Regions from separate parts of the Homo sapiens genome. Here region 1 is linked to region 2. Evidence: chromatin loops called from intact Hi-C (ENCODE). Cell type or tissue: heart right ventricle. All regions are shown on one strand.

The links. Peaks named below come from ENCODE experiments on the same cell type or tissue, not always from the same donor. Only the 100,000 strongest peaks of a DNase experiment are listed, where the experiment ranks them.
Region 1: it touches region 2 in a loop (3-fold over the local background); 6 of 110 quality-filtered maps call a loop at or near these places.

The regions. Positions count from the first base shown.
Region 1 is chr1:230,155,081-230,160,080 of GRCh38, forward strand. The region is part of intron 1 of GALNT2 (polypeptide N-acetylgalactosaminyltransferase 2); the gene reads left to right. Among named protein-coding and RNA genes, the nearest start is that of GALNT2, 90 kb to the left of the region's middle. In heart right ventricle, no CTCF peak of the experiment used is centred here; DNase peaks (open chromatin) are centred at 3,121 and 3,581; H3K27ac peaks cover 1,110 bases.
Region 2 is chr1:230,213,112-230,218,111 of GRCh38, forward strand. All of the region lies in intron 3 of GALNT2 (polypeptide N-acetylgalactosaminyltransferase 2), which reads left to right. Among named protein-coding and RNA genes, the nearest start is that of GALNT2, 150 kb to the left of the region's middle. In heart right ventricle, CTCF peaks have their summits at 2,146 and 2,353; a DNase peak (open chromatin) is centred at 2,140; H3K27ac peaks cover 2,239 bases.

The DNA.
Region 1 (5,000 bases), 58 kb before region 2:
TGAGGCTGCCCCGCGCCGCATGCACCCCCCACCCCGTTTCCGCGTGCAGTTTTCTGCGGAAGTATTTCCCAGGTCCTCGGTTTCCCTTCTGTGTGAGAGCGTCACTTTCTCTCACATCTGTGGAGCGGAAGTCCTGAGGCAGTCACCGTTTGGGGCCTGCATGGGGTTGTGAGAGCCCTTGTGCTGGCTCCTGCCCGCCCTGTTCTTCGTTGGCTGCCTAGGGCTCCCTGCAGGTTTTCGCTCGGAGGTGGGCCCTGCCTGCAGCCGCTGACCTCCGGGAGAGACCGGCCTCTCCCTAATTATAGCTCATCTCTTAATCCCGGTCATCATTTCAGCTGGCTGTCCTTGAACTGAAAATTGGAATACAATTCAACCTGTAGCTGTTTTAAAAACTGCCTTATTCAGAGAGGGTCAAGATAAAGAAATTTTAGCTTCTTTCAGGATCTTCCAAAACAGATCAGGAATGACTGAATCAGGACAGGGTCTCCTCCTTTGGGGCTGGGAGGGACAGGGCAGGACTCTCCCAGGACAGTCCCATGGGCAGAGCTAGGTTTTGTGAGGACTGGAGCTTTTGTCATTTGAAGACCATTTCTAAGAGAAAGAGTGATTATAACCCCAAAACTGGGCTCCCAAGTGCATAGCACAAAGGACCCCACAGAAGATCACAAATGGCCCATCCTGACTGGAAGAGAGAGATTAGATTGAGGGCCAGGTCGTGAGGGCACTCTGAGGGTCGCTAAGACATTCGGCGTCAACCTCCAGTTCACTCAGGAGTTCTGAGTGGAGGACAAAAGCCTTGCTTTAAAAGGACTAATTCTGTAGTGATTTTGCCACATGGAGAGGGGAGGGAACTATTGTGTCAGATCAGGAAAACCATGGGATCAGTGCTAAGGGCCTGTGTGGTGGGCTCTGTCTGGGTGGGAGAGACTGTGTCCTGGTCATGGGGCTCAGTCTGTGGGTGGGTGATAGAAGAGTAAAGCTTTTGTGTTTTTAGGGTGGGGAAGAGAAGAGAGAGTCATTGATTTTAGATACAAGTGGAATACCACGTAGACCTGGCCTCTGGGTGGTGATGACCTTCTGGGGTTGATGTCTGGAGACGGTGCGGTTTTGGGATGGGGGAGCAGACGAGGGAGAGAGAGAGAGAGAGAGAGAAAGAGAGAGAGAGTGTGTGTGTGTGTGTGTGTGTGTTTTACAGCAAAGACCTGGATCCTGAATCTTGGGGAGAAAACTCCTTGCATTGTACATATTGGGCTGGTTACATGGCTGAAGTTCACCGTGTCATTTTAGGCCTGTTTCTGGCTTCCACACTGGTTTGCAATGTCATCCTAGGGAAGTCAGCTTGTCCTTGGTAGGATATATTCATTGGTGAGTTCACTCAAGAGACTCCTTTTTGCGTTTCTTTACCTTCAACGTTCGTTTCCTAAAATTGATTATTCCTTCATAAAGTTGCCAGCATTTTCAACATGCTTCCTAGATGCTGGATATTTTATTATCGTTTGTCACGGATCAATTTATTTTTTTGGCCCTTAAACTATCACATTTTCTGCAGTTAAATTTGCTTAACTTTCTAATGCAGGGGCAGAATGTAACCTGCAGGTTGTGGCTTTAGAAAGCAATGTGGAACTCGGGGCCATGGTAAGCAAGTTGGTGGTGGTTTTTTTTAATAGCACATCTCATCCTTTGATGTCAGAACACTGTCTACACACTCTGATTCATTTCAGTCAGTCCCTAAAATGTGAAGATGAAATGTTGGGGAGACAGATCCTCTGGCCTGAGGAAGCTAGCCGTCTTGTTTGGGAGATAAGAAACATCAACTGTTTTGAAAATACTTTGGTTCTATCATTAGAGAGCTGATCAAGTGCAGTAAGAGGCAAGGTCAGACTGGGCTGTATTATGTTTTGATTTGGAGAAACTATCACGAAAGAGGTAACATTGAGTCAGAGCCTGAGAGAATTGTGGAGAATCCCTGCAGGAGTAAATAAGACCATCCCAGGAGGGCTCTCATTTAAGGCCTCGTGTACTGTGGTCATTTGACCTTGGTTCAGATGCCACTTCAGTTTAGATGCATTTAAAAGCAGAGAAAACATTGGAACTTACTGTGTAGTATTGAGTGAGCATTAATTGAGATGTGTGTGAACCATTGAGCATGATACCTGGCGTGTCGTAAGCACCATTATAGCAAACTTATAGAAAGCTGCATTATGTCACTATACACCTAGGGGAGTGGCTTTGGGGGGAAAAAAAGCAAAAATGCCACCAAGTACTGGCAAGGACATAGAGCAGCTGGAACTCTTATCCCTTGCCAGTGGGAATGCAAAATGGTACAACCACTTTGGAAAATAGTTGAGCAGTTTCTTATAAAGCTAAACACATGTTCTCATACAACGCAGTAATCCCACCCTTAGATATTATCCAAGGGAAATGGAAATTTATGTGCTCTTGGGATTCATAATGGCATTATTCATATTTGCCAAAACTGGAAACTACGTAACTGTCCCACGACTGGGGAATGGATGAACAAGCTGTGGTTTGCGTACATGGTGGAATGCAGCATGTGGCGGGATACCTCCTGCAGTGGAAAGGAGACAAGCACGGTTCACACAATGTGGATGGATCTCTGTACATTATGTGCATTAAGAAGCCAGGTCCAAAGGCTACATACTGTATACTTCTATTCATATGACATTCTGGAAAAGGCAAAACTACAGAGAAAGCAGATCAAGGATTGCCAGGGGCTGGAGAAGAGAGTTAACTACAAATGTACTCAGGGGAGTTTTGGAGGATGGTGGCACTGTTCTATATCTTGATTGTGGTGGTGGTTGCATGACTATATGCAGATGTCAAAGCTCCCAGATCTGGATACTAAGAAGAGTGAATTTTACTGTATGTAAATTATACTTTTAATTTAAAAGCAGAGAAAAAAAATCATAAGCCAAGTCAGGGAAGTGAGAAGGATCTTGTTGTATGTGGAGAACCGTCATGGAACAGGCCAGAACTGAGCACAGATCAGGTTGAATGGGTAGGATGAACTGTGACTCCAGAGGCATTGAAAGGGAAATGTTTGCATGGGGCGTGGTGGAACACAGAGAGCCCTCGGGAGGCCCGGGTAGCAGGGGGGCAGGATGAAGGGGGCATTTCGTGTTGTGTGAGGGATGAGTAGCGTGGGGAGATGAGGCCAGAGGTTCCAGCCAGGAACTAGTGCAGTTCTCTAGTCTGTAGATAAGGCCTGAACACAGCAGTTGGTTGTAGGATTCTGGAGAGACTGGAGCTTAGACCTGATTACATTATATATGCACTGTCTTTTCTCAGAGATGGGGAAACTAAGGCATGAAAACATTAACTTTTATTTTGGAAAAAAGCTAAACATAGAAGTAAGAGGGAGGCCTCCTGAGGCACTTTGCCAAACTTTATGCACAGCAACTATGACCTGCAAAATCTTTTTAGCCTGGGCTCCCTCTCTTGACCTGAGACTCTTCCAGGGAGCCTGGTATCCACAAGAGTGGAAGCAGCTGGTCAGGGCCACGGAACTGGAGATGCCCCATGGGACAGAAGGCCTGGGGCTCTGGCAAAGTGTCTTGTAAGTGTTCCTGTCATTTCCCTCCACGTAAACCAAGTCAGGCTTGCAAATCAGCAGCCTTTCAGGTCCTTTCTCTCCTTCTGGAAGCTCTTGCATGTTGCAACCCCCTACCCACCCCGCCACCTCCCATCACAGATAAAGATTTTGTACCATCAGCCTGCAAGTGAGTTGGATGAATGCCATCTGAAAGGCTTTGTTCGTTTGCACACGAGGTCGTGAATAGCTGGCAACAAAGAGGATTGAACCTTGGACCTAGTGTGTCTGAGCAGTGCCCCAGCCCCCATGCCGCTTTGGATTTCAGTGGCCTCTGCAGCAATTTATTATTCTTACATCAGATGTTTGAAGTAGGTGAAGGGGCAGGTGGCATGTGTCTGGTGAGGTTGCTGACACTGCTTTTGGATGAGAGAGAGAGTAGTGGTTGAAACAGAGCATTCAAAAAAGCGTACACTTTAACCTGTAATCCGCAAACATTCCTTTGAGTTTACCCAGCCGTGGGAAAGGACGCTGTACCCCTGCCCTATTGGCTGCACCCTTTGCTGTTGATGTGAGGCTTTATTTACCTGGGAATTGACAGGGTTTTGGTCCATGATTGCTCCTTTCTCCGCAATCACATTTAATGCCCATGATATCTCATCTTTGCACACGAAGGCAAAGCCTTCTACTGCTTTTTCTCTTAAAGTGTTCAGCACTCCCCTGAGTTTATTAGAAGGATCAGAAGAAAGAGACCCTGAGTGTGAGGCTAGGTCAACCGGAGAAATTCACCCAATTATTTCGTTTCTTTGTTTGGATCCCTGCTTTTCATTTCTACCTATTCTGAAAGAGAGGCTTAAAACTAAAGTCCGGTTAGTTGAGGATCAGATGTGTCATACTTTTCTCAGAGGGGAGGGGACGGTCACTTTGCTCTAAGTTTGGGCCATGAGGTCCACACTGAGCCTACATGGGGTAGGGGGAAACCGTGAAGTGTGCAGTGACCTGAGGGTGCCAGATCACCCCGAGCCGTTGTGGTTCCCACTGGGCAGGCTGTACGTGGTGAAGGTGATAGACTGCATGTCTCATGCAGGCCAAGTGCCTGTCGGTCAGCTTGAGGGAGAAGATACCTTGTCTACCTCCCCCCACCTGCAGGCTGGCTGGCTTTGGGTGCAATGACCCTCCTCTTCCTTGAATCGCTGTTTCATTGTGGACCTGTTGGAAGTGCCAGCTTGGCTGGCCTTTGGCTGGATCCCTGTTTGCTAGAGCTTTGTTCCTACTCTGGAGGAGTCAGCTGCTGTGCCTTCTGGGACTGCCAAGAGTTGCCAAGGGGAGTGGGGAGTCCTCTCTGTGGGGTGTCGTCTGAATCCAGCAGCCGCACCACCCAGGTGCTTCCCTCCTCCCCACTCCTAGGCCAATGTCCTTAGTTTCTGCTCACTGATCAGACGATTATCCT
Region 2 (5,000 bases):
GCTAAATGAGTTGTGTGATTTGCTTTCTTTACTCTTTAGTCTTTTCTTTCTGCCATCATCCTGGGAATGCAGTGATGACCATGAGGATCGTCTTTGTTGTCAAGAAACTGTAGTCTTCCCGGAGAGGCAGACAAGGAAACAGGCAATTACGTAGCCTAGTAAGGATAACCTAACCACCTCTAGACCATTTACAACAGAGCTCTGTTCTTTCTATTTTAGACCTGTTTGTGAGTTTCTGTTATTTTCTTAGTAGACTGGCCCTTTTATCATTATGAAATGCACTTCTTGTCAGTGGTAATGCTTCTTGTTTTACAATATCAGTAGAGCTGCACCATCTTTCTTTGGTTTCATGTTTTTGCATGGTATACATTTTCCCATGCTTTCACTTTCAAACTTTTTATGTCCTTATATTTAAAGTGTATCTTCTGTAAGTAGCCTATAGTTGGATTTTGGACTTTCATCTGCTGTGACAATCTTTATCTTTTATATGGTGTATTTAGTTCTTTTACATTTAATGTAAGTACTAGTTTATTGGGGTTTAACACCAACATCTCACTGGTTGTGTTCTCTTAGTTCCACCTGCTTTGTGTTTCTTTTTCCCTTGCATCCTCCTACGTTTTTTCTTCTCTGTTGGTTTGCTAAATTCTTGACTAGTAAGTCCACATGTAGAGCCTAATGTAAATGAATAATTTTATTACTTCTTAGACAATGCACAGACCTTCTAATAATTTACCTTCCACTTACCTTCAGCCCTTTGTGCTCTTGTTGTCATTTAGCTTAATTCTTTCTTTATAAACTCTATAGGATATCTTTTATTGTTTTATGCAGTAAATATCCTTTTGATTTATTCACATATTTATATTCCCATTGCTCCTCATTTCTTATATTTCTATTTTTCTACCTAAGACCATATTCCTTCTGTATTTCATTAGTATTTCTATTAGTCCCAGTATGTTGGCAATGAATTGTATCCTTTTGTTTGTCTGAAAACATCTTAACTTTACTTTTTTTTTTTTTTGAGACGGAGTCTCGCTCATGTTGCCCAGGCTGGAGTGCAGTGGTGTGATCTAAGCTCACTGCAACCTCCGCCTCCCCAGTTCAAGTGATTCTCCTGCCTCAGCTTCCCAAGTAACTGGGATTACAGGCACCCACCACCATACCTGGCCAATTTTGTATTTTTAGTAGAGACTAGGCTTCACCATGTTGGCCAGGCCGGTCTTGAACTCCTGACCTCAAGCCATCTGCCCACCCCAGCCTCCCAAAGTGCTGGGATTACAGGTGTGAGCCACCACGCCCGGCTTACTTTTGTTTTTGAAGAGTCTTTTCACTGACTGTGAAATTCTGGGTTGACAGTGACTGTCAGCACCTTTACGTTGTCTTTCAGTTGTCTTCTGTTTTTTGTTGTTTCTGGCGAAATGTCTACCGTTAGTCTTGTTCTTTTTGAAGACATTTGACTTTTCCTTCCAGCTGCCTTTTCAGATATTTCTTTTTTTCAGCAATTTTGCCATAATATGCCTAGCAGTTGTTTTCCTTGTGCTGAACCTGTTTGGGATTTGTGGAATTTCCTGACTCTTGAGCTTCATGCCTTGTCAGTTTTGCCATGCTGCAGTTCTGTCTCCTCTTCCTCTGAGACCCTAATTTCATCTTTGTTAGATAATTCTGCGTTTCCTCTGTCCCTCATAAGCTCTTTTCTGTACTTTTTATTCTTTTTGATTCCCTGTGTCTCAGTCTGGATATATTTCTGTTGGCCTGCTTCCTGTTCATTGATCCTTTCCTCTGCTCTGTCTAGTCTGCTTTTAAATCCACTGCTGAATTCTTCATTTCAGTGATTGTGTTTTGTTGTGTATGAATAAATACCGAGATATTTCAGGGCTCTCACTGACTTTTTCCTCCAAAGAGGATTTAGTTTTGTTCTCTGGCAGGCAGTTAAAATAGGGCAGGTCACCTTAATCAAGTCTGGAATTGAGCTGGTATAAAGCTGGGTTTCGGTCTTTTGTGAGAGAGCTGGTGAGTTTCCAGTTCTCTTTTGCCACTAGGAAGTAGCCCTGTGGGATTCGACCTGGAAGTCTGGGATATGTATCAGAGCCCAGTTTCCTCAGCAAGCCCTGAAGTCCATTTCTGGCCTCCACAGCTCCACAGCACCTCCAGAAGCTTTCACTTGGCTCTGCACCTACAAGACCATCGCTTCTGCTCGGCTCAGTCGGCCGTTTGGCTCTATGCCGTTTGAGGGGAAGAGGATCAGAGAATGTTGGCCTTCCTCTCTAGGTGCTTCTCCTTTCTGGAAACCTGACCTCACACCTGGCTGCTTTGCTAGCTCTCTAGTGCCTTCAAATAGATTCTTCAGTGTATTTCATCCCGAATTTCTGGTTGCTTTTAGTGAGTAGGTTGGTCTACAGCAAGGAACTTTACTGTCACTGGAAGCAGGAAAAACACCTGAGTGTTTTATTTGGAATTCAAATCCACTCTGAATTTGGCAGTTTATAAATTTTGCCCTGAGCAATAATGTCTATCTCGAAGGAGAGTAAATGGAAATACAGGCTTGAAGTTGGGATGTGTTGCTTTTATTAATAGCTCAACCAGCTGTTAGCTCCCAGACTGAGGTTAAAATAATCTCTGTAAACCCTGGGTTTCTTATCTGTAAAACAATAATCATGCTTGCCTGGCCTGTCTTACAGCATTTTTATTAGGCTCAGATGTACACATAAACTACATACATTAATTACACAAATTCAGGACATTAATATAGTGACTAGTGGCTTGTATATATATCAGCTTTAAGTAAAGAATGAACTGTTATTTTGTTACACTTTGCTCTCAAAATGTGTGTGACATGGCTGGCAGACTTTCAGCTTCCAGTATGTGAATGCCTCTGTCACACTGAGATGGTATTGGATTGTTTTATCATAGAACCAAAAACAGTTGTGGAAATAGCTGTGAAGCAGTGATCCTACCTATTTCAGAAAGAAATTAGACCAGGAAAAATGGAGTCAACAGAGTTTTGCTTGATAAATGAGATCAATCTTCGAGTCCTAACAAACTGTCCTACTTCAACTATCCATTTAAAACCCATCACTTTGCCCCCCGTCGTGGAACCATGAAACTGAAAGAACAACTTTCTTTTTCAGTGGAAGGGTTTTGTATATTTTAGGAAACAGTCAAAATACTGTAAAATTTATTTTAACTTTTTTTGTCATTTAGGCTACGTATTTCACTTGAATATGGTTTCGGAGATTACTTGTGATGTTTCTAATGAACTTAAAAGAAGCAGCATTGTCAGTTTATGGTACATTCATTATTAAGTCAAAACACCGATCTGTTCACTGGTGTAACTGACAATTCACATATACTTTGGAGTTGTCTCACCCCGTTGCCCAAGCTGGAGTACAGAGATGTGATCATAGCTCACCGTAACAAACTCCTGGGCTCAAGCCATCCCCCTGAGTAGCTAAGACTACAGGTGTGCGCCACTGTACTCAGCTGATTTAAAAAATTGTTTAGTAGAGATGGGGTGTTGCTATGTTGCCCACACTGGCCTCAAACCCCTGACCTCAAGTGATCCTCTTGCCTTTACCTCCCAAAGTGCTGGGTTTACAGGCATGAGCCACCATGCCTGGCCTGTACTCTGGAGTTGTTAAATGTTAATGGTAGAACCTATGAGGGCCCATAATCTCCACTGCCATCTGTAAAATTTAAAGTTCAGACTTTTATAGTAACGACTATCTTAACTATATTGAATAAGCCATGATTTTCTTCATCTGACAATAATGTGAGAAAATCCACACCTCTTTGGAAATTCAAGTTATTTAAAAAAGGAAATATCCCAATAGGAATATTGTACTTGGATTTAAAGTTTTATATTCACTGAAGATTTATTTTTATTCTTGGATTTATGCATTTATTTAGCAAAGATTTGAGTGCTAACTACATGACAGGTGTTTTTCTGGTCACTGGGGAAACAGCTGTGAACAAAACATTAAAAAAAAACTCTGCCGTCATAGAGCTCACATTAAGAGGATGGGGGAGAAAACAATAAAATAAATCATTAATTATGTGGTTTTTAAAAAGCATGTTAAATACAGAAGAGAAAAAAAAAGCGGTGGAGGTTAGGAGTGTGAAAGAGTCAAGGGTTTTAGTACTAAACAGGTGATCAGGGAAGATCTCACTGACAGGAAGGTGTTTAGGCAAAGACCTGAGGGAAGGGACGAGGGAGTGTGCGTTTGAATAACTGGGAAGAGAGTTCTCATCAGGGGAGGTGGCAAGGGCAAAGGCCCCAAAGAGGTAGTGTGCCAGGCCTATCTAAAGGACAGCAGGAAGCCAGAGTCGCTAGGCAGGTGGCCATGAGGAAGAGTAGAAAGAGGTGAGGTCTGAGAGGAGTCAAGGCACCAAGCCCTAGGAGCCTGGAGGCGCATGGTAAGGGCATTGGCTTTGTCTCTGTCATAGTCCGTTTTGTGCTGCTATAACAAAATACCTGAGACTGGGTAACTTACAAAGAACAGAAGTTTACTTCTTATAGTATGGAGGTTGGGAAGTCCAAGATCTTTAAGCTGGCAGGGCTCACATTGTCTGGTGAGAATCTGGTTTCTGCTTTCAAGATGGCGCCAAGAACAGTGGATCTTCCAGAGGGGACAAATGCTGTATCCTCACATGGCAGAAGGCAGAAAGGCAAAAAAGGGACAAACTCCCTTCATTAAGCCCTTTTAAAGGGTCTTCATTCCTTTCACAAAGGAAAAGCCCTCATTATCTAATCACCTCTTAAAGGTTCTGTCACCACTACATTGGCTGTTAAGTTGCAACACCTGAATTTTGGAAGAGACTCATTCAAACTGTAGCAGCCATTGAGTGAGATGGAAGCCATTGTAGGTTTGGGAGCAGAGGAACAGCATGACCTGAATTAGGCCTCTAAAGGGTCAGTTTTTTAAAAGGTTGCTGTGATAAGACCAGGTTTACTGGGGGTGGGGTGGGAAATACAAGGCCAGAAGCAGAGAAACCTGTTGCCGTGA